Regions from separate parts of the Mus musculus genome. Here all the other regions are linked to region 1. The links are chromatin contacts, found by Hi-C in ENCODE. All regions are on one chromosome and are shown on one strand. Each heading gives the region's core, a stretch centred on a gene start or an enhancer-like site at or near the end of the contact. The rest is flanking DNA. Distances are from core to core; before and after follow the strand shown. Region 1 holds the start of Ddx23 (DEAD box helicase 23). Region 2 has its middle 13 kb from the start of Gm41290. Region 3 holds the start of Tas2r119 (taste receptor, type 2, member 119). Region 4 holds the start of Marchf6 (membrane associated ring-CH-type finger 6).

Region 1 (6,235 bases), core at 1,712-4,211:
CACATGAACGCACAATACACATAACACCCAACACAAACACAGCAACAATAGTCACAAGAATAATTTGTAAGAGAGCTAGAAAAGCAAAATCAATCTTGCAGATTGGTATCTTTCTTAGCTGTGTCCTGAGAAGTACAAAGTACTAGGAGAGTGCCACTGTGAACTCAGACAAAGCACTAGGAGAGGGCCACTGTGAACTCAGACAAAGCACTAGGAGAGGGCCACTGTGAACTCAGACAAAGCACTAGGAGAGGGCCACTGTGAACTCAGACAAAGCACTAGGAGAGGGCCACTGTGAACTCAGACAAAGCACTAGGAGAGGGCCACTGTGAACTCAGACAAGCCTTTTCAACTTTCTGAGTCTCAATTTACTCTTTAAAAAAAAAAAAAGATTTATTTATTTATTAAGTGTAAGTACACTGTAGCTGTCTTCAGACACACCAGAAGAGGGCGTCAGATCTCATTACAGATGGTTGTGAGCCACCATGTGGATGCTGGGACTTGAACTCAGGACCTTCAGAAGAGCAGTCAGTGCTCATAACTGCTGAGCCATCTCCCCGGCCCCTCAATTTACTCTTTTAAAAAAGTGTTCATTTAGGACTTGGAGAGATGGCTCCGTAGTTATGAGCACTGGCTGCTCTTCCAGAGGGTCTGGGTTTGATTCCCAGCACCCACATGGCAGCACACAACTCTCTGTGACTCCAGTTACAGGGGACCTGACACCCTCTTCTGGCTTCCTTATGTCCGAAACTCCATATGGTTCACATATATACATACAGACAAAAAAAAAAAAGGAAAAAAAACAACAAATCATACACATACAACCAAAATAAATAAATCTAAATAATCAATAATTGTGTATGTGTATACAGAATAGTATTTTGAAATAAGGAAAGGTAAGGTCTCAGAGATCAAGTGAACCCCTGGGCTTCAGATCCCCTTCTGTTCTTCAACTTTGTGGACTTGGAATGGAGATGTAGTGAGCTATACTTTCCTTATCACTAAGGTCATGCGCAGTTCATAGTTTTATGATGACTAACACAAGAAGCCTTAGCCTAAGTGTCAAGCCTGGAGCCAGACACTTGGAAGACTGTCAAACAATAACGGAAGGTTTTAAAAGTTCCAACCAATCCTTGGTCAGTCAAGTTTTTGGTTTGTGTGTGAATTTTTTTCTTCTTTTTTTAAAATTTTCTTTCTGCCGGGCGTGGTGGCGCACGCCTTTGATCCCAGCACTAGGGAGGCAGAAGCAGGCAGATTTCTGAGTTCGAGGCCAGCCTGGTCTACAAAGTGAGTTCTAGTACAGCCAGGGATATACAGAGAAACCCTGTCTCGAAAAACCACAAAAAAAAAAAAAAATTCTTTCTTTCCTTTTTATTTTTTATTTTCTTTAAAAGGGGGGGTGGTGGTGTTAGGGTTTAATTCTGAGAGTGGAGAGCCCTCTAGTGTTCATTATACCCAGTAGATTCAGACTGACCAAGTCCTCCCTGCACTAGAATTTGCAATATCAGAGGCTACAAGAGCTCTCCAAAAGTCTCCTTATAGGACATTGAGCCACTGTCAGCGTAGCTGAGTTTTTTAGTTAGGGTGTATTCTGAGACCCTGTTTGAGAACTGAAAAAATACCCAGAGTGAAAAACCAGACCTGGGGCTAGAGAGATAGATGACTCCGTGGATAAGAGCACTGGTTTTTCTTCCAGAGGACCCAGGTTCATATTCCCGGCATCCATAGGGCAGTTCACAACTGTCTATAACTTCAGCTCCAGGGGATCTGACACCCTCACACAGACATGCATGTAGGTAAAACACCAATGCAGATAAAAATAGAATAAATTTAAAGTAGAAAGACCAACAACTATGTGGGATTAAAGCAAACCCGAGGATGGAAAATGTAAAAGGAGGCAGTGGGTACCCTGGTTAATCTCAACCATCCTACCTCGCACAATGTTGTATTCTGTTTCAGCGGGTGCTGACGGTACTGTTTGAACCCAAGAGAAAGGAAGTGGGTCTACGACTAGAAGAAAAATTCGGTGGACTGATGTATGGAGAACCTGAAGGAAGACATCAACAATAACAAGTAGCCCAAGTGGGCAGTTCCTGAAGACCAGGGAAACGAGGAAGCAAGGTCCCATGAGGAATGTTGAATAAATAGTAAGATACTTGAGGGGGAAGTCCTTCCAGGGAAACCTCTGAAATGTTAGTTTATTATTTATTGGGAGTAGGGGGACAGTGGGTACCCTGGGGTTGTTCAGGCATTCATCCTGCCGGGGCCCCAAGGTTACTCCTGTGACTGGAGTAGTTCTACTGTGAAAACTGTACTACCTTCATTGTGAAGTACTAAGCTACTCCAGTGAACTAATCTTTAGTTCATTATCTTCCATTCATCCACGGAGGCAATAATCTCTCTCACAATTTTTATAAAAAACACTTTTCAAAAAAAAAGGGGGGGGGCTGGCGAGATGGCTCAGTGGGTAAGAGCACCCGACTGCTCTTCCAAAGGTCCAGAGTTCAAATCCCAGCAACCACATGGTGGCTCACAACCATCCGTAATGAGATCTGACTCCCTGGTGTGTCTGAAGACAGCTACAGTGTACTTACATATAATGAATAAATAAATCTTTAAAAAAAAAAAAAAAAGCAAATTATTTGTTACCGTATAAACTTTCTCGCTGAAAGCTGCCAGCTTTGACTGAAATCAACTGCAATACCTACTAGAAGATTCCAGAAAGACTGCTGCGGAAGAACCTTGTAAGTAGAAAGACAACACTTGGAAAATTCTTTCTCCTACAAACACCGAACCTTTGGCAAACCACATTACCCAGAAGACCTTACGGCCTGGCCGGCCCTCGCGCCGTGCATTCTGGGATTGGTAGTTTTCAGGGCCTATTCGTCAGCTCGCGTGGTGCAGGCCCAGGAACTCCCTTTCCCGGCTTGCCGCGCGGCCTGGGTGCTCCTCCGTGATCTGGAAACGCGAAAGATGGCGACTGTTCGGCGACGTTGAGGCCGCGTTAGGCGGTTCAGGCGCGGGGTGGTGAGTCTTGGCGGTGGAGGCGGCTCCCACGAGTTTGGAGAGTGGGTGAGGAGCGGGAAGATAGCCGTAGCCTCAGCCCGGAAGGGGAAGAACGCCTCAGGGAAGGGGCACGAGCCAGGGCAGCTCCGGCGGGCAAGAGTGAAAGGGGCGCGGGCCCCGGGAGCAGTGTTGGCTGCCCAGGGCACAGGCCACTTCCAGGACTGTATTATGAGCCTAGACTTTGGCCCGTGGACATCGCCCTTGTTATACGTCAGTCTGACTTAATTCTTGTTTCCTTACTTCGGCCAGACAGGAACTCTAATGTGCTCCCAGAACCCACCCCATGCCTTCCGGCTCGGGGTTGCCAACTAGTGCTTCGGCCGGAGATTAGTTCTAACCCTAACCCACAGTTGCACATCTTCAAATTCTACTCGTACTTTAAAACGAGCCACTTCCTCTGTGGGCCCTTCCATATCCTCTTTACGAATGGAAAGGACCGGCAACTTTGGATTCTTCGCCTGAACGTTCTTATCTTGGCGTGTCTTGTGCCATCTGCTGCTTCCTGTGGACAGAATTTCATTTTGTAGTTTCCACGGGGCCTACAGCTGAATGTTGCATATATAGTAGCGCTTGATGAACAATTAAATGAAAACAATTGGCCTTTGCCCTACAGAGAACTGGGAAGCACGGCCAGGGTCTTTTGGAGCCCGGGTCTTTTGGAGCTTAAGCTGGCCTTGAATTCAGTATGCAGCCTAGTCCATTTTGTCTTTGGACGCTCAGTACTGCCTTCACCTTCCTAGTGCTATGATTACACTTGTAGACTATTAAGCATTTTCTGTAATTAAAAAAAAAAAACAAAAACCAAGTCTACATATTTCCTTGTAAGTCACCAGAGTAATTCTTTTCAAATGTAATTTTTGGTCGTATTATACTCTGCTTAAAGTTCTCCAAATGTTCTCGTTGAGATGACGTTGAGAGTCACATGCCTTTGCACGGGCCCCTAACAGTGTATTTTGCTTCTATTGACAGTTCTCATTCTGTCCCAGACAAACGCCATTCAAGCTTAGTGTCTTCTTTATTTTCTTTCTTTCTTTTTCTTATTTAAAATCTACTTATTTAGTGGATTGAGTACATTATAGCTCTCTTCAGACACACCAGAAGAGAGCATCATATCCCATCACAGATGATTGTGAGCCACCATGTGGTTGCTGGGATTTGAACTCAGGACCTCTGGAACAGCAGTCAGTGCTCTTAACCGCTGAGCCATCTCCCCAGCCCCCTGTCTTTATTTTGTTTTCCTTTTCCTTTTTTTCCCTACAGCTGTAGTGAAAGTCACCAGTAACTTCCACTTCCCCCCCAAATCTCTAGTTCCTACTCTTGGTTTTAAGTTGAAATCCAAGCACCTTTGCCCTGGTTTCTAACAATTTCATGATTTGACTTCTCCTCATTCTTGTGTTTTTTGGGGTGGTGGTGGTATGTATGGGTGTTTTTCATGTGTTTATGTCTGTGCACCACTTGAGTGCCTAGTGTTTGAGGAGGTCACAGCAAGGCGTCAGGATCCCCTGGGATTGCAGGTGCTTGCTTGCCAGCCATCATGTGGATGCTGGGGACCAAACTCAGGTCCTCTGGTAGATCAGCCAGTGCTCTTAACCACTGACCAATCTCTCCAAGCCCCTGACCTTGTCTTTTTTGGGGGGGGAAGATGGGGGGGGGTCGAGACAGGGTTTCTCTGTGCAGCCCTGGCTGTCCTGGAACTCACGCTGTAGACCAGGCTGGGCTCGAACTCAGAAATTCGCCTGCCTCTGCCTCCCAAGTGCGGGTCTGTACCCCTTAGCCACAGTCTCTGGAGAGCGACGTGCAGAGCTGGTTGTTCCCTCAGTGCTTGCCAGCTCCATCTGTAAGCTCTCTTTCCTGATCATCCCATGGCTGTTTCTTCCACTGTCAGCTCTCAGTGTAAATGTCAACCTAAGACGTCTTCCCCAAGAGCCTCTTCTTCATCTCTCCATATCATGTTACTCCGTTTCCTTCCCTGTTTGGAGCTCACTCTGAGTAGCTGAAACAGTGTTACACTGGACTCATGCTTCATGAAGTCAGCGAGTTTGTGTTAGTTACGGTGTCGTCTCCAGGACCCAGAACAGCTCCTGGCACTAGACGGTGTTCAGCACTTGGGATTAAAAGCAGATCAAGGCAGATCTCTGTGAATTTGAGGCCACCCTGGTCTACATAGTGAGTTCCAGGCCAGCCAAGTGCCACCATAGAAAGGTGGTGTTCCAAAAACAAAAAAAACAACCAAACAACCCAAGGATGGGCTGTTTTCCTAGGGCTGTAGGAGAGACATACTGTGAAATGCATGATAGACTGACTTAGACCAGTCTCTCACTTTTTTTAGTTAATTGTGAGATAAAACTAGGTCATCTTAGCCTTCAGAAAACGCTATTTGTTCATTTTGTTTTTTCATTCTTAACATTTTCCCTTCTTTTTTTTTTTTTAAAGATTTATTTATTTATTATATGTAAGTACACTGTAGCTGTCTTCAGACACACCAGAAGAGGGAGTCAGATCACATTACGGATGGTTGTGAGCCACCATGTGGTTGCTGGGATTTGAACTCAGGACCTTTGGAAGAGCAGTCAGTGCTCTTATCCGCTGAGCCATCTCTCCAGCCCAACATTTTCCCTTCTTAGGCAATATGGCAGTCACTGGCACTGGATAGAAGGATTGCCTCAAAATGCTTAGGACACCAATACTCTAGCCCAGTCACCTGCGAATAAAATAATTACTAGTTTTTGTAGTTCAAGAACAGTTGCCAGGGGGCTGGTGAGATGGCTCAGCGGGTAAGAGCAGTGACTGCTCTTCCGAAGGTCCTGAGTTCAAATCCCAGCAACCACATGTGGCTCACAACCACCTGTAGTGAGATCTGATGCTCTCTTCTGGTGTGTCAGAAGACAGCTACAGTGTACTTATGCATAATAATAAATAAATCTTTAAAAAAAAAAAAAGAACAGTTGGCAGTGTGGTATGCTGTGCAGTGTACCCCCAGGGGGGAGGGGAATAGATCAGACTCCTGCTCAGACCTCTCAGAACAGTAGACAGTAGATAGCCCCGTCTGCCTGAAGAAGACAGACCACCAGGCTGTGGGACCTGAGGAGAGATTTGTCAGCCTGTCTGTCAGTCACCTCTGGAACTTCTAGTTGAGACACTTTCCCTTGCTTGATGTGTTGTTATGTTG
Region 2 (5,538 bases), core at 2,772-5,271, about 65 Mb after region 1:
AACTAGACACAATATGATTGGTGGAACAGTGTACCCTTTATACTGATTGGTCTTTAGGGAATGAGGTAATAAGGACGTCCTGCCCTGTGGTCTGAGAAATGCTAATTAGCTTCTCCCTTCTGGAGGGGAGTGTGTTTCATGACCTTCTCAAAGTTCCTGAGCTGACCTTTTCACCTTGACCTATTCTTGGCCCACAAAGTATAAGGAAAAATTCATAATATAGGAGTCTGGGGAGGTGATTATTTCTTCTATAAAGAGCACATTCATTGTTTTTTACTGAAATCTGTCTGGAACAGTGTAATACTTGGAGATAGGGTGTTCTCTCTCTGGTTCTGAGAAAGCAACTGAGAACCTTGTACATGCCACACAAATGATTTGCCCCTGAGTACATCTCTAGCCCAAGGTATCTCTCATATGACCATGACCACATCTGATCCTTTTTCACCATTTACAGCCCCTCCAGGGCTTGGAGGACCCGGCGGACCACACTCTTAGAACCTCTGCTTAAGTGGCTGGGTCTGACACCATTTCTCTACCGTCCTCTATAGATCTTGGTCATGGAACCAACACGCCCTCCCAGCCATCTGTATTTCTGGAGTGGTTTTGTCGGTTTAGGTGGAGACAGACATCTGTTAGCTTTTGTGTGTTTTAGGTCTCTGTTTTGTCTTACTTGTGACTTTGACGATGGGACAGACTGTGACGACTCCTCTGAGTTTGACTTTGAATCATTGGACTGAAGTTAGGGCTAGAGCACACAACTTGTCAGTTGAGATTAAGAAAGGACCATGGCAGACTTTTTCCTCCTCGGAGTGGCCGACATTTGATGTCGGCTGGCCTCCAGAGGGCACCTTTGACTTAACCATCATTTTTGAAATTAAAGCCATTGTCTTTTAGGAAGGGCCGGGATCCCATTCTGATCAACAACCATACATTACTGTATGGCAAGATTCGGTCCAGAATCCCTGACCTTGGGTTAAGCCCTGGGTGCACGGATGGACGGAAGCCAGGCTCCCGAGCCCTGGCTCTCCGAGAATCGTCAGAAAACAAATCAAAGGTGAACGCTTCTCTGCTTGTCAAGGATGCTGATAAGCTCACTCTGGGACAGCAAATAACTGTAGTGGCACCCAATGCTCTTGAAAGCATTATCCGACAGCCCGCTGACCGATGGATGACCAACGCTCGTATGACACATTATCAGAGCCTTTTGTTGACTGAACGAGTGACCTTCGCTCCCCCTGCTGTCCTCAATTTGGCTACCCTACTGCCCGAGACTGATGACTCTTCACCTACTCATCACTGCACTGACATTCTGGCAGAAGAAACTGGTACTCAATATGATCCTGGCCTGGGAGTCCGAGCTGGTACACGGATGGCAGTAGCTTCGTGGTTGAAGATAAGCGGAAAACAGGGACAGCAGTGGTGGATGGGAAGCAAGTGATCTGGGCCAGCAGCCTCCCTGAAGGGATGTCGGCCCAGAAAGCTGAACTTGTGGCTTTGATACAAGCTCTACAAATGGCAGAGGGGAATTTATCAACATATACACTGATATCAGGTATGCTTTTGCCACTGCCCATATACACAGAGCAATATACAGACAAAGAGGGCTGTTGACATCTGCAGGGAAAGACATAAAAAACTAAAGAGAAAAATTTGAGCCTCCTTGAGACCATAGACTTGCCAAAAAAGGTGGCCATTATACATTGTCCAGGACACCAGAAAACTTGAGATGCTGTGGCTAAAGGGAATCAGATGGCAGACCTAACCACCAAACAAGTGGCCCAAGGAGCAATGATCCTGGCAGTCAAAGAGCCTAAAGATTATTATGATGTCAGAGAGACCAGCTTTAGATACACCCATGAGGACTATCAAGTTATGGACAAATTAGGACTGATAATGGAAACCCCATATGTGGTAGTAGGAAAAATAAGAAGGAAAACTAGTCCTCCCATGGGAAGAAGGACACAAGTATGTTACCAACTTACATTACTTGATCCACTTGGGGGCCAGGAAACTAAAAGGTGTGGTTAGATCCTCTGACCCTTATGTTATAGGACTCTCTGTCTTGGCAAAGGAAATAGTCAAAAGCTGCAAGGCCTGTGCTATGACTAATACAGGACACTTTATGTATACTCTCGGGAAGAGGCTCAGAGGTGACCAGCCTGGGGCCTACTGGGAGGCAGACTTCACAGAAATCAAGCCAGCCAAATACGGCAACAAGTACTTATTGGTTTTTATAGACACCTTTTCAGGCTGGGTAGAAGCTTTTCCTACCAGGACTGAGATGGCCAATGTGGTGGCCAAAAGATCCTAGAAGAAATCTTCCCAAGGTTCGGGATACCCAAGGTAATCGGGTCTGATAATGGACCTGCCTTTGTTGCCCAAGTAAATCAGGGATTGGCCACTCAGCAGGGGATTAATTGGAAATTACATTGTGCTTACCGACCCCAGAGCTCAGGTCAGGTAGAGAGGATGAATAGAACCCTAAATGAGACCCTCACCAAATTGGCCTTGGAGACCGGTGGGAAAGACTGGACAGCCCTCCTTTTCTTTGCCCTGTTTCGAGTTCGGAACACCCCAGGACGATTTAAACTTACCCCTTATGAGATCCTCTTGGGAGGGGGTCTTTCAGGGGTTTATAAAGGCAAAAGGTCCCATAAAGTTACCTTGTGTTTCAGTGCAGGTACATATCCTTCAACCAAGGGCTCAGATAGCAATAGATATCTTGCTTGTATGTCTCCAGTAAGCAAGCGTTGTTTGCAGAAACAGAAGCAGTGGAGTTGTGACCATTATCTTGCCCAAACAAGGTCAGGCAATTACAAGAATGGATCCTATCATTTTGGGAAGATATCTGTCCTTGAACAAGTGGGGCTTCTTAGGATAGAGGCGATTTTGTTTGATAGACCTCTTAAGCATAGTAATTTAAATGTAAAACATAATGTTTTATATCACAGGTTCATGACTATTTCCCCTCTCAGCACTGAGACCCCATCTGGCTTAGATCCTTGCATACCCTGTGCATCCTGTGCATTCACATGGGCTTCAGCTTTGCTGTCTCTGGAAGGTTCTGTTTCCTTGGTGTGTTCCATCCCCTCTGGCTCTTACAATCTTCCATAGAGTTCCCTGAGTCCTGAGAAAGACAATTTGATGTAGACATCTCATTTAGGATCGGATGGTCCAAGATGTCTCACTCTCTGCACATCATCTAGTTGTGGGTCTTTGTGTTTGGTCTTATCTACTGCAGGAGGAACCTTCTCTGATGATGGCTGTGCAGAATACTGATCTATGAGTACAGCAGAGTGTAAGAGTCAACCTCAAAGCCTGTTTCCGGTGACACAGCTCCTCTAGTAAGACCACATCCTCTCATTCTCCCCAAAGGGCTACCATCTGGGGACTAAGCATTCAAACACAGACATATGGGCCTGTTCTCATTCAAACGCCACATTCCCTTTCTCTAAGAATAAAATTAGATGTTTAAAAAAAAATCACTTTTTAAACTGCTAAATATTTTATCTCTGCTGCCTTAAAAACCTTTCAAATATTTCTCTCTGTTTCCTGAAAGAGTGAAAAATTAAATTGATCTGGTCTCTACTACACTCTGGGAGTGATTTTCTCCCACAGCAGAATGTTCAAGGAGATAACAATTTTCAACTTCAAAGCTATATTTCAAGTCGGAGTTAGTGTCTGAAACTCCAGATTGAAGCAGAGTGATAGTGAGAGCTTTGCTGAGCTACGTGCAGGGAAAAGGTAGGATTGGCCTTAATCAGACCAGGGATGAACTTCAGGTCAAGTTCAAGAACTTGGTAATAATTTATTCTCAGCTGAGCTAATTGTTTCTGAAAAGTCTCCTTTCATATCTCAAACTGGCTTCGGTCTTTGGGAGACCTTGTGATTTGGGGTTGATGGTGCTCCTCATCAACCTTATCTGGTAGTTCTACAATTATAAACACCCCAGGGCTCATGTCCGTCTGGCCAATGTGTAGTAGACATTTCCGTCCCATCCAGATGGTCTTCCTGGCAGGCCAGCTGGGCCTGTGCCAACGTCCTGTGATGGCTTCTCGAATTGTATCAACCTTCATACATCATGAATCTAAGAGGCAGTCTGTTCTCTATTGTTAAAATTTTCCTATTCAAATTCATATTCCCTTAAGGACCATTTGTCTTTTGGCCTATCTACAAGCAATTTGCCTTTGTTTTCAGTTCTTGAAAGGCTCAATATTCCTTTTTCTGCCTCCCAAGTGCTGGGATTAAAGGCATGTGCCACCACACCCGGTTTGGAATTTTATTTCTTTATACCTCTATTTACTTAGTGGTTTCTTAGCACCTGAGAGTAATCCTCTTTATTCTTAGGTTTGCTCCTTCAGTGCAAAGACTTCAGTTTTAACCCCGAATCCTCCTGACCTAAACCAAAAAGCATTCCCAAGTATCAGCAGGTATCAGAACACTGAGACTGTTATTGGATTTCTCTCCTCTCTCTCTCTCTCTCTCTCTCTCTCTCTCTCTCTCTCTCTCTCTCTCTCACTCTCACAGTCGCACATGCACACACCACACACACACACACACACACACACACACACACGTACGCACATCTCAGAAATTGTTCCATCATGAGATAGGATGTCTTTCACCACATAGCCCAGGTTGATCTCAGACTTATGATTTTTCTTGTAGTTTTCCCATGTCTGCCTTCTGGAACTGTAGACACATACCCTGTTCAAAATCATTTAAATCATTTTTGGTCATTAAGATGTATATCCATGCAGGCTGGAGAGATGGCTCAAAGGTTAAAAGCACTGGCTACTCTTCTGGAGGAGCTGGGTTCAATTCCCAGCACTCTCACGGCAGCTCATACCTGGCTGTAGCTCCAATTCTAGGATATCTGGCACCATCAAACATACATTTAGGCAAAACACCAAAGCACATAAAATATAATATAATAAAATAAAATAAAAAAGATGTGTACCCAATGCAAGGCTAATGTTAATATACATATGTATAACTTGTAAAGAGAAATGCTTCTGTGTCCACACTGTTGATAATTGGTCTTGGTTTATATAGAGAACCCAGTAAAAATTATATCACTGTGAATAATAGCAACATTATCTTTTTTTTTTCACAAACCCCATAGAAAAAAGTCCAACCAGAAGATTGCTCACATAGAAGAAACAAAGGTAGCGAGAGGATCTCTCACATTGGAGTTTGTAGTTCTCATCCATCCAGGGAACCAGCTAAGCCAGTTTGGTCACCATCCCAACCAGGAATTACTTGTTCACTTCCATTTCAGTGTCAAGGACATGACCTTCCTTCAGATGCAACGTTCTCTGTCTCCATCTCAAGCTGTCCTCAGGCAGCTGCCTTAAAACCTGCATTCTCCAGGAAGCTTGTCTGACCAACTCCACTGGCCTAGGATCTTTTTCTGTACTCTACATTTCTCAACTTTAAGGTTGTCAGAATTAGCAAATATTAATACAGGATGCCCAGTTAAACCTTAGTTTCAGATACACAATGAAAACATGTTTTTAAAACATAGGGCCTCGGGAG
Region 3 (5,975 bases), core at 1,720-4,219, about 66 Mb after region 1:
TCAGAATCTGGGATTGAATAGTACTGTTCACAACAGCCAAGAACCAACCCACATGCCAATCAACTCTAAGCAAAGGGAATGTGGTATAAATACAATGTCCATGGCAGAGTGTTAATCAGGCCTTAAGAAGAGCAAATTATGTCATCTGCAGGCAAATGGCAGGAACTACAGATCACTATGGTATGCAACATTACCCAAACTCAGGAAGACAAAAATGTCATGTTTTTGTCTCACACATTGAAATTAGATTTTTAAAAAGATGCAAAAAGAGAAGGGAAAAATATTTGAGAAAAGGGAGGGATAAACAAATGAGGGTACTGAAGCAGATGTGATTAATTACATTATTTACATGTATGAAAATGTCACAGTAGGATCTATTGTTTTCTACAATTGATATATACTAAGAAAAAATGAATGAGAAAAATGGTATCTGAGAAGCCAAATCATAAGCAAATTGCATAATTTTACATTTCTTTCTGAATGTTTGGAGGTGTTCCCACTCTTCTCTTCCAACCTGCAAGTGCACACCTTAGAGAATAAAGAACAGTAATCACTAGAGTTAAGACATAAGAAAAGCAAGCTACTCTTCTTGGTCCCTTCTTCAAGAGGGAGTGATGCTCACCTGCAGCATGCCATTCCTTCTAGAACTAACTGGCTGCCTGAGTTCAGGGTTATCTAGACTTGGTGTGATGTGGGGTCAGCGAGAAGAGGAAGGTGGGGGCTGCTGCTCTGTTCCTTGGAGAACTGAGTTGGAGACTATGGGAAGATGAAAGGTACCATGGCTCTTGTTCCCAAGAGGATGCATCCATATTTGGATCTTCTGAAGCATGTCCTCTGTGTGTAGCATGTCTTGGGTTACAAAGTCTGTGCTCCTGGTGATGATCACCTCTAAACACAGATACATTTTACACCATCACACCTGAAATACAAACTAAAGACAATCGTGAGACAGCTTGTTTTACATCAGCCCCTAAAGCAAAGGGATTCTGAGTTGATTTTAGAAGTGTGTGTATGCAACTGAGGTTGACTGTGTACAACACACACACACACACACACACACACACACACACACACACACACACACACACACACATCTATTTTGCTTAGTTTCCAAAGTCATCTTCCAAAGAGAAAATATATCTGTGTTTCAAGCAGATGGAAACACCATGAGCCCCATCCATACCTACTAATGTTGCTTCACTAGGAAGACATGTGATGTGGGAATGTCAAATTGTTGCTATCAATCAAAAGGACCCCCAGGCTGAGTGTACAAATGCAAAGTGAAAATTCTTTACAAGTCATTATCTATTGAGGGTGTACAATTATAGGAAATGAAAAGCTCTGTTCTTTTCTTCTCTCTTTGTCTTCTTCCTTCAACTCTCCCACCTCTTAAAAGTCGGTCTATTCCTCCTCTTTCTCTGTCAATCATCCTTCTTATCAGTCATTGAGATGTATACCAAGTTTTCTGGTCTTGGAGTAGATGTGCATGCTCTCAAGGACTGAGAAGGTCTGGCTGCCCTCAGCTTCCTTTAGTACTTGAAGAAGAAGAGTAGCCTTACTGTATGTGACTTCAACAACAACAACAAAAACAAAAACCAGAAAAGATATTCTTGATTCGTGTAATCAAGATATACACAATCAACCCATTCATGTCTGGGACAGGGTCTGAATCTAGGCAATGAACACGGGATGTTTTAGTGTTCTGCCCTTCTGGTATTATAAGTTCATCTTGGGCTTTTACTCTTCTTTAAATGCTTTACTTGGAGAAAATTACAGATTCGCATGCACTGCAGCAAATCATACTGAAAGACCTAGACTCCATTTGCCCTGGTTTCTCAATGACATCATCTTGCAAGGTGATATTTCCACATGACTACTGGGATATGGACCTTGATGTCATATCATGTGTTGGGCTTTGATCATCAATTTACCCTTTGAAATGATTAAGCCTCAGGTTGGACAATTAAGATGGCATTGTACAGGCTTCTGAGCAGGATGTCTTGTTGGCTGAGTGATGAGTAGCAGGCACTGGCAAGTCACTGAGTCTTGGGTTCCTTGAGGTGACCCAAGCTCTTGCACAATGACAACACTTACAATGGACAATGAACATTTTTGCATTTCGTTTCAGCTTAGGGTTTCCTAAAATTAAGACAATCGAGTGTAAGGAGGGGTACATACCAATAACCAATAAGCAGAATGCAAAGGTTCTGCTTCCAAAGTGGAGGCCTTGGGTACAGATCAGAACAGCTACCATGTCATGGGAGAGATAGAGGATGAGGAATGACAGAATGGAGAGCATCGCACTGACGAGGGCATGTCTGCTAGGTTCCCTAGTTCCCACCATAGTCCTCATCTGCCGGCTGTGGTTCCACAGGGAGGACAACAAGAGCAGAACAGCAACAGTGAAGATGAGAAATGGTAGTGTGAGACCAAAGACAAAGACTGAGAGTAGTGTGGCATGCGCTGGTCTGACCCGAGTTGTATTTTTAGAAGAAAAGCTTATAAAGATTTGCTTAGGAAGTTCTGAAGTCTCTCTGCTATGGATGAAAGTAGTAACAGTTACATAGACCACAGATGCCAGGATCAGCCATGGCACCAACCTGGATATCCTCATCTTCAGCCACAGAAAGAGTGGGTGAGGGATGGTAGCAATCTTGGCACAGTAGAAAACACCAAGCCATGTGGCAAACCAGAGACTCAGTTCATTTATAATGTAGACAAAGGTAACATTGTCAGCAAATAACGTGTGTCTCACCAAACAGGATAGACCCAGCTGTGCAAACAATATACACAATTGAAGAATGATTCGAGAAGTTGCCAGGCAAAAAAGAAGCAGATCCAGTGGGGCCATTTTCTTCCACATGATCAAGTCGATGGCATTGACAACCACAATGAGGCCATTTGCCAAGACCCCAGTTAAAAACTGCACTACCACAACCAGGAGGAAGAAGAGCATATGACCTTCCATCGTTTTAAAATAGAAGAACCAATGACTTCTTTAAATGATACATAGAGTTATGCACAGTCTCAGCCATGTATGATTTCTGCTTCCTTTCAACTAGACCAAGGTTCCTTTGGAGATGATGCCAACCCAAAGACAATGGAAGAGGAAGGTGGGGCCCATTTGTTTATAGTGCTGCCTTCTCAACTCAATGTCAGTCAAATAAGGAAGAGATACCATAGAAACGAACTGTGCCTTATGACAGCTTTTGCATTTTTCAGGTCTTCTTAAGTGTCAGAGCCATCACAAGTAAATCGTGCAACCAGAAGCCTCCAGGTACCTAGTGAGGACCACCTTCATGCCTTGCCTTACTTAATTATGATTGTCCTCAATGCTAATGAGGCATCCTGGAGCATCATACAAAAACAAGTCACTTCTGTCAGAGTGACGTCACGGAGGTGGGAATATAAGTTTCCTCTGCATTAGTTCTCTAGGCTGCAGAGCCAGCAACCCGGGATCACCTCAAACACTGTTAAATAACAAGCCATACATGATAAAACACAAGGCTAAAACGTGTTTGGAAGATGGCTCAGTGGGTAAAATACTTGCTTCACAAGCACGGGGACCTGAGTTCAATCCCCCAGAAGTCACAGTTTTAAGAACAGTAGCTGTGGCAATAACATGTTTACCTGCCCTCCAGCGTCAAGGAAACAGAGACCACAGATCTCTGGGTTCACTGGTAAGTCAGATTAGCAGACTCTTCGGTCTAATGGTCTCAACAAAGCTGTTTGAGCTGAACCTAGCCAGATCTCATAATAACAAGGTGGACCACGTCCTTGAGGAGTAAGACCCATGGTTGGACCCTGGTTTCCACACAAATGAGCACCCTTAAGATGAACATGTAACATCGTATGCACAAAGCTTAGTAATACAGTTTATATATATATATATATATATGTATATATATATATATATATGTATATGTATGTATATATGTACAGACACTGGGCAAAGCCTAAGGAAGGTCACACATAAGGAAATGAAGGCCTTGCTCAGAATCCGCATGAATCATCACCCATGATGACCCAATGTTTGAAACCTTTGCTCGGTTTTCCTTCCAAAATAATGAAAACCTTACAACAGCCAGGAGGTAAAGGGGAAAGTGATGGGTTGCTGTAACCGTTCCACAGATTAGAGTAAAACAAGCAAGCATTGTAATGTTTAGAGAATGCCACTGCTGAGCTAACCCATATTGGTTTCATCCTCAATGAGTTTGAAATGAAAAATTGTTTTATTTGGTAGATGGAAGGAACTCCCATGTAATCAATTTCGAATGGCTCTCAGACTTGACTCTGCCAATTAGATGACACCATCACTTCACATCACATCCCCAGCCTTTGACAATCAAAGACATTTCCAGACAGTACCAAATGATTCTGGTGACAAAATAATCATGATTAAAAGCCATAATCCCAACAAAAGCAAGAACAATGCTGTTTCCAGGTGCTGCTCGAAGGTGTGGTAGTCTGAATAAAAATGACCTCCATAGGCTCATAGGGAGAGACATTAATTGAAAGGATTGGAACATATGACCTTGTTTGAGTAGGTGTGGCCTTATTGGAGGAAGTGTATCACTGGTGGTAGGCTTTGTGGTTTTAGGAGCTCAAGCCAGCCCTGGTGCCTCACTCTCTCTTCCTGCTGCCTGCAGCGAGAATGTCTGCCTGTGTGCCCCCGTGTCAATAATGGACTAAACCTCTGAAGTGTAAGTTAGACCCAATTAAATATTTTCCTTTATAAAAGCTGCCATGGTCATGGTGTCTCTTCACAGCAATACCAACCCTAACTAAGACATACTAAAGGCACAATAAGTGAATCCTGTGTTTAATATGAGTTCCTTAGAGAATTCATTGGCAGAGTGAAAAATGAGGACAGTTTATAAACGTTGGGTAAATTAAAACTTCCAGCTTAGTACTTAATAAAATGCTCACCAGATCTTGTAACAAAGTGTAACTCCTTCTGGAAACATGTTACTTTGTCCCAGGGGGTCAGACAGGATTCTCCCCAGAACCTTATTTATAGACAACTAGAAGAGGAAGGACGAAAAATTAAGTGGCAGTCACTCTCCTTAAGACACTATTGCTCTGTGAATTCTTAACAGTTTCATGTAGGGTTGCCTCATCTTTGGTGAGGTGGAGGGAAGCAACAGGAAAGCTCTCAGGCAGCAGTCAAGGGAGGCAGTTTGGGAGTGGACACTCCCACATAGATCCAAGTTGGAGGAGCATCCTGATGGGACAAGAGTCATTCTTCTTCCTCTATTGAAAGGAAGACCTTCAATGCAAAGCACTATCATTCTGCACATGGCTGGCTAAGAAAGCAAAGTGGAGGAGCACCCATCTATGGCAGAGAGAAGCTGTGAACTCCAAAGGAAAAAACCCCATGGACTTCCTCATTTTCTCATTCAAGCCTTCTGCTTCCATTGCAAACGTGACTGCTTGCCCTAAGCACCATGAGGCTCGCCACTCACTCATGCATTCACTCATCCATTCATTGCTTGGCTTGTGAAGTAGAACCAAACTCAACTACAACACAGCAGAGGGCAGGTTGAGACACAAGTCCTGACCAACAGGCACACAACCCTAACAGTTCACTTTGTCTCTTTTAGCATGGCCATATTATTTACAGCATGGATCAGTCCTTGATGTGCTTCCAGCATGGGCCAAAGACAGTTCGCCATTGCAAACTAGATCACTAGAGCATGCATAGCACAAAAGAGCAGAAGGAAGGCTTGAGCCCAGAGCAACAGTATGACCTCTCAATGCTGACAGAAAAACAGAAGAGGGAACACACAATCTGCCAGGAAGTTCAATCATGCCCAACCCTAAGTGCCTCTTGCATCCTAGCATCTGTAGAGGCTACTGGATTCTCAGATAGTTCATTGTAACTTGTTAGAACCAGCCTGAAGGATAGAGACACCATGGGCGGGGGGACCACAAGTTATAAGGATTAAGCTACAGCTTTTCTATTACAATTTTTG
Region 4 (6,002 bases), core at 1,815-4,314, about 67 Mb after region 1:
TCTGCTATTATTGGGGAGCCATCTTTTTACTCTTACTATCTTTAGTTGTTGACTGTAATACACTGTGTCTAACCACACCAGGCTTCTCTATTTTACCTGTATACTTTTTTTTCCTTACCCTGCTTTTGGGTCTCATTTCAAGGAAGAGAAATGATAAAGAAGATAGAAAGGGAGAGGAGATAGGAATAAAGGAAGGTGAGAAGGGAAGAGAAAAATAATAGAAGTTGAAGTGAGAAGGAAAGAGTTTAATTTTAAGACAGCACCATAAATTGCCCTTAGCAATCTGCTGTTCTTGATAATGTCAAGGTTGTGGTAAGGCTCTTGGCTTAGTCACTATATCTATGCTTCCTCAGGAGGTTTCTGTGCAACTGTTTCAAGGTCACAGGTTTGATACACACTTAAGCTCACCATAAAAACAATAAAGAATTGAGGGTTTGATGGCAGTGAGTGGCTGCTATGCTAAACCAATGAGGTTTAAAATATGGAGCCCTAGAGTCAGACAGAGCTGTGGCTCAACGCTGCTTCCCTTTTCCCTCTGTGTTAGTCACCTGCTGTGAATCTGACGGCTCATCTGTGAACGGGTGTATTTGCTTTACAGGTTTGCTATTGATATTCATTGGACATAATAGGAACTTTGGCTAATTACTGTTATTATTAGTTTGCTATTGTCATCATTCATGCTCAAAAAATTATACTGTGTCTTCCCACGTGTCCTCTCTGAGTCATCTTGTCATCCCATAACAAGATACCCACCCGACACAAGCTGCTTACACAGAAAAAGAAGCTCTAGGCTTGCCAAGGTTACATGGTGAGACCATGTCCCAGAGCGAGGGATGGGGAAGAGAGAAGAGGCTTACCTAGCTTGGTTTTGTAGGTTCAAGACCATGTCATCCTGCATAATAGCTTCACGTGGTGTGAGGATCTCACGGTTACTGGTGTGTAGGGAGTGATGTGTGGGTGTGGATGAAGTCCTGAGCAAGTGTGCACTGCCGACAAAGACACAACCATGTCAAGGACCCCAGTGTATCAGAACCATGGGAACTGACAAAACTTTCCTTGTTGGTGAAGCTCAGAGGCATAGCAAGGTCTTCCTCTGGTCCAAGTATGTTTACGGACAATTGGCCAGTGTGTGCAGAAACTAGTAACTGCAGCTTCTTCCTCCAGATGACTGCAGTGTGAGACCATCTGTCACAGTGACTATCAGGTCTAGTCTTCTCCTACCTCCAGATGACTGCAGTGTGAGACCATCTGTCACAGTGACTATCAGGTCTAGCCTTCTCCTACCTCCAGATGACTGCAGTGTGAGACCATCTGCTACAGTGACTCCTATCAGGTCTAGCCTACTCCTACCTCCATTGCTATTCACTGTAAGCATGGCCAGGTTCTGGGTTGTGGCATCATGAGGCCAGTTCACAAGAGTAAGCATGGTCCACAGATCTCAGCTTTTCTGTGTGACACATATCCTTTCTTCACTCCTGTTGCTGCAAGCTGCGCAGGATAGGGCAGAGGATGAAGGTGATATGCATACCAGTGTGTGTGGAATCAGGAGCTGAGCATCTGCATGGGGCTAAACTTAGCTTTTTTTTTTTTTTTTTTTTTTTTGTGAGAAATCTCAAAGACAAACCTACAGGGACTGTCTTCTGTTGGGGGCTTTTTTTTTTTTTTTTTTTTTTTTTTGGTCTATTCTATTGTGTTCTAGTACATCAAGGTAGAAGAGAAGGAAGGTTAGAGGGAAAGGGGGATGTAGACCTTTTTGACTACTCCTGATCATTAGGGGCATTGAGTTTCTTGAGATCAGTCCAATCTTCCACAACAGGGCATCTCCAACGTCTCATTAAGCAACAGCAACAGGAGCAGCAGGAACCAAAAACCTCCTCCTCCTCTTCTGCTTCCTCCTTCTCTTCTGCCTCCTCCTCCTCTCCCCACTTCTTCTTCCTCAAAGCACCTCCCACTGCTCTGGAGACTGCCATTTAGATCACTCCCCTCCTAGAGTACGAGACAATCATAGTTAACGGTTGTGGCCCATCTGAAGCAGCCCCATATCCCACACCTGGGGTTAAAACAAAAACAGTCACATAACTTTTTTTTTTTTTTTTTTTTTTTGGTTTTTTGAGACAGGGTTTCTCTGTGTAGCCCTGTAGTCCCGGCTGTCCCGGAACTCACTCTGTAGATCAGACTGGCCTCCAACTCAGAAATCCACCTGCCTCTGCCTCCCAAGTGCTGGGATTAAGGGCATGCACCACCTCTGCCCGGCCAAAATTCCGTTTCTTGAATCTACTTTCCGTTATGTGCACGTTTAAGCATCCGGGTTGGAAACACTTTTCTTCTAATCTGTACTATCTTATTTAGAGAAAGCTCTAAGGATTATGTGAGGAAGGTGGCCTACTGATGCGAGCAGGTCTGAGTCTTTCATCATTCTTTCATCAGCCATTTAGTTCTGGCCAGGTAAGCTTCCCTTAATTGTGTCGCCATCTGAACCCATTTCCCTTAGAGGTAGATTCAATGTTGGCTTTCAGCTGTGAAGACGTGGTCTTTCCACTCAATTGCATAAGCCTCCCCAGGAGAGATTCTGATAACCTGGATGCTCGTCTTTTTCCATCTTAGGGATGCTTCTGTAATTCTTTCAGACGTGCCTCAGAACCACTCAAGAGCGGAACCAAAAATGCTCGTTCCGGGGCCGACTCTGAACGCCCCGGGAGTGGCGGTCGGGTACCCCAAGCTGGGACCCTTTGTCCCCCACACCCGCTCCGGCGGGCGGGCGGGCGTGCGCGCCGGGCTCGCTCCCGCCGCTCCGCGTTCCTTTTGTCCCGGAACGCGCCCGCGCCGCCGCCGCCGCAGCCGCCCCTCCGCGAGGTGCCTGCCGCCTGCCTCTAGGTTTTCAGTCTCCATCCCGCGCGCAGCCTTCGCCACCAGTCAGGCCGTGTTTCGCACCCCGCCCCCGCCTCCGCGAGCCCGGCGCGAGCGCGAGCGAAGGCGCGCGCCGGATGTGACGCGCAGCGCTCCGGCGCCCCGCCTTTTCCGCCGCGCGCCCCGCCCAGGCCCGTCGCTCGGCCGCGCGCCCCTCCCCCCTCCCCGGCGCTCGCTTTCTGTCAGTCGCTGTCCCTGTCCCCCTCGCCCGCGACCGGCTTCCTCTCGCACCCGAGCGCACGCACTTGCCCGGCCCGCGTCCTCTTCCTCCTCCACTCCTCCCGCCCGCCCGCCCGCCTTTCCCTTCGGGCCCCGAGGCTCTGCCGGGTCGCGGGCGCCTCGCGGCTGCGTCACCGCCGCCCCCCAGACAAGATGGACACCGCCGAGGAAGGTGAGGCGGCGGCGCCCGCGCCCTTGCAGCGGCGCCCGCGCTCCAGTCGGGCCGAGGCGCTCGCGGCGGATCCCGCGGGCAGTTTGCTTGCCCGGCGGGCGGGCGGGCGGGCGGGCGGGCGAGCGCGCGGCTCGAGCTGGTCCTCCAGCGGGCTCGGATCGGAAGGTGACCCTCTGCGCGCCCCCCGCCGGTTCCCGCGGGCGACGAGGACTCAGCCTCGGCTGGGACACTGGGGTGCCAGGACTTCGGTGTCCGAGACGTGGGGTGCCGGGACGTGGGACATCCCGGACGTGGGGGTGTCGCGACGTGGGGTGCTCGAGACATGGGGATGTCGGGAAGTGGGGCGCTGGAGACCATAGGGTGCCCGAGGCGTGGGGCTGCCGGGGACTTGACGGTGTGGAAGATCGGGGCCCCGGCCACCGCCATCCCGCGGTCCGCGGAGGAGGGGGCCGCAGTGCGAAGTCCGGGGGCGTTTCCACTCCCCTCCCCCACTCGTTTTTCCCCCCTCCGTGTTCGAGTCTGTTTGCTGTTGTCCTGTAGGCCCAACCTCTGCCACACAACTTCTTTGTTGACTTTGAAACTTCGCGGAAAATACCCCGCGAGGTGACGACTGCTGAGTGGACTGAACTGACCCCTGCTGCAAAATCTTGCTCTCTGTTTGCCTTACCCTAACTGCACTGACCAGACCCGAGAGGGGACGGTTTCTAGAGACTATTGGAGGAGGGAAAGGCGAATATTTAGGTTTCTTCTAAATCCTTGTCACCACAAAGCAAGGGTTTGTTTGTTTTGTTTGTGGACGTGTACTTTGGATGCGGTTGTTTTGAATTAGCAGAGAACACGAAAGAAAAGCAGCCACATGGGTGTAGAAAGCAGCCGCTTACCTGACGTTGTGGCAAAGTGTTTTAAAGCAGTTTTTAGAGGCACTGATGTATTAGTGAGTCTGTAGAGGAAATTATTGATCATGTACTTACTAGTGCAGATACTTACTGTTTAGATATATTCTTGTTCGAATGAGCGTTCTTTTCAACCTCAGGCTTTATTTTACCGACTTTACATGCAATCGAACCATCAAGCACTTGTATTGAAGTCATTAGAGTAATAAAAAGTTTAGTAATAATGTGATGAGTTGATTTTTTTTAAAAAAAAGTATTGTTTACAAAATATGCACAGGAGGATTGATTCACTTTGACGTTCCCGACAGCCCTGCGGGGTGGATGTGTGTTACCTTTCGTGGCTGTGGAAATGTAGGCTTATTTAATAGCTTGGTTAAGGTTCACACGGGTGGTAAGAAACAGTTGACCCTATTTTCATTGTTTGTCGCTGCCACTTCATTATGCTACAGTACGGTTCTATTCAATGAGTGAAGCTAGTTGCCATTGCAGAACTTTGGGAAAGAAACTGTTGAGGATTAACAATCGCCCAGGTTGATCTTGTGTTTACATCTCTGTAGGTTTCACAGCCGTTTATATTCAGTGCCTGTCTTTGTTTTGTTTGGTTTTTGAAATGAGTTCTCCATACTCCTCTGTTTCAGCATCTTGTACTACCATGCCTGGCTTTGATTCGAGTTTGTTTGTATTTTGCTCATATGTATTTAATCGTTGTTAAATGCCATGTGTGCTGGGACTCAAAACCTGGTCCTCTGTAAGAACAAGTGCTCTCAACTACACATAATCTCCTTTGATTTAAGTTTTAATGACTAAATCTAGCATCTGTATTACTTGGCTTTGCACTGACATATTATATGAAAACCTGATTTTTTTCCACCTGGGCAGTTAGTACTTCACAGATTTATGAAATGACCACAGGTATTAGTAACTCAGGAATTGAGAAACTGAGTGTGATGTCATGAAGGAAATGGTACTTCTAGTGCTTGAAGGTACTTTTTTTTTATTGGGATAAGATATAAGTGATGTTTTAAAAATCAATTTGGATATTGAACTCAAAGTAACTGATCACTTAGTGAGGACTCAGAGTGCTTTCCCTTTACTAACACTGTAGTACCTCTCAGGTTTTGGAAGGAAGCAACCTGCTGTTACACAGGTGAAGGAACTAAAGGTTAATTTGGATGAGCAACTTGCCCAAGTTCACTCAGGTGGCAAAGGCAGGAGAAAGAGTCACTCATGTCAGACCCCGTGTAGTTATTCATAAGTGAACTGGAGAGATGGTTCATGAGGCTCGTCAAGTGTTCCAGAGTGCGGTAACTTGTTTTTGTCATTTCCTTTGGAGGATGAATTATTAATATAAGCTAACAAGACCTTTGCCAGTATTCTCCTTCCACCGTATGGGTTCTAGGAGTTGAATTGAGGCCACCAGGCACCTTTCCTTACCTGAGGAGTCAACTCTTTAGGCATATGAAAGTGAATAGTAATAGTTTTCATGGCCATTTTTGTAAAGTTTTGAATTGAAAGGGTTTTTTGTTTGTTTGTTTGTTTTGTTTGTTTTTTTATTTCACAACTTAAAATTGACTTGAAATAACTGCAAGGGATAGATTCATGACAAACATTATAAAATGAAGGTGGCACAAAGCTTGTAAATGATTCTACTTGCTCAGTTACTGCAGGGTATTTAAAACAGTATCATAGAGTGTTTTGACTTGAATGCAAGAATGTGTGTGCACCATGTGCCTGCTGGTGCCATGGTGGCCAAAGAGGGCACTGGATCCCGTGGCATTATTGGAGTTATGAATGGCTGTAAGCTTCTCTGT

Evidence for each region. A loop is a pair of places that touch in the nucleus more often than their neighbours do.
Region 2: a map of T-helper 2 cell shows a loop between it and region 1 (12-fold over the local background). The contact joins the enhancer-like site here to the promoter of Ddx23 in region 1. A Hi-C loop is called at or near these places in 1 of 37 maps with a recorded cell type or tissue (T-helper 2 cell).
Region 3: a loop to region 1 is called in a map of regulatory T cell, with 9 times the contacts of the local background. The contact joins the promoter of Tas2r119 here to the promoter of Ddx23 in region 1. A Hi-C loop is called at or near these places in 2 of 37 maps with a recorded cell type or tissue (T-helper 17 cell and regulatory T cell).
Region 4: a map of T-helper 1 cell shows a loop between it and region 1 (6-fold over the local background). The contact joins the promoter of Marchf6 here to the promoter of Ddx23 in region 1. A Hi-C loop is called at or near these places in 2 of 37 maps with a recorded cell type or tissue (T-helper 1 cell and T-helper 17 cell).

What each region holds. Positions count from the first base shown.
Region 1 is chr15:98,659,615-98,665,849 of GRCm38, reverse strand. It overlaps Ddx23 (DEAD box helicase 23), which reads left to right and starts at 2,961. Exons shown (of 17, transcript NM_001080981.1): 1 at 2,961-3,027.
Region 2 is chr15:34,048,160-34,053,697 of GRCm38, reverse strand. No RefSeq gene overlaps it. Among named protein-coding and RNA genes, the nearest start is that of Gm41290, 13 kb to the right of the region's middle. Within about 2 kb of position 4,021, at least 1 of the 3 ENCODE cell types and tissues checked has a DNase peak (open chromatin) inside an H3K27ac peak, as active enhancers do.
Region 3 is chr15:32,174,283-32,180,257 of GRCm38, reverse strand. It overlaps Tas2r119 (taste receptor, type 2, member 119), which reads right to left and starts at 2,969. Exons shown (of 1, transcript NM_020503.3): 1 at 1,964-2,969. The coding sequence starts at 2,968. The coding sequence ends at 1,964. The region is part of intron 3 of Gm32499 (a long non-coding RNA gene); the gene reads right to left.
Region 4 is chr15:31,528,099-31,534,100 of GRCm38, reverse strand. It overlaps Marchf6 (membrane associated ring-CH-type finger 6), which reads left to right and starts at 3,064. Exons shown (of 26, transcript NM_172606.2): 1 at 3,064-3,298. The coding sequence starts at 3,280. It overlaps Gm41287 (a long non-coding RNA gene), which reads right to left and starts at 2,997. Exons shown (of 3, transcript XR_875101.3): 1 at 2,164-2,997; 2 at 858-1,986.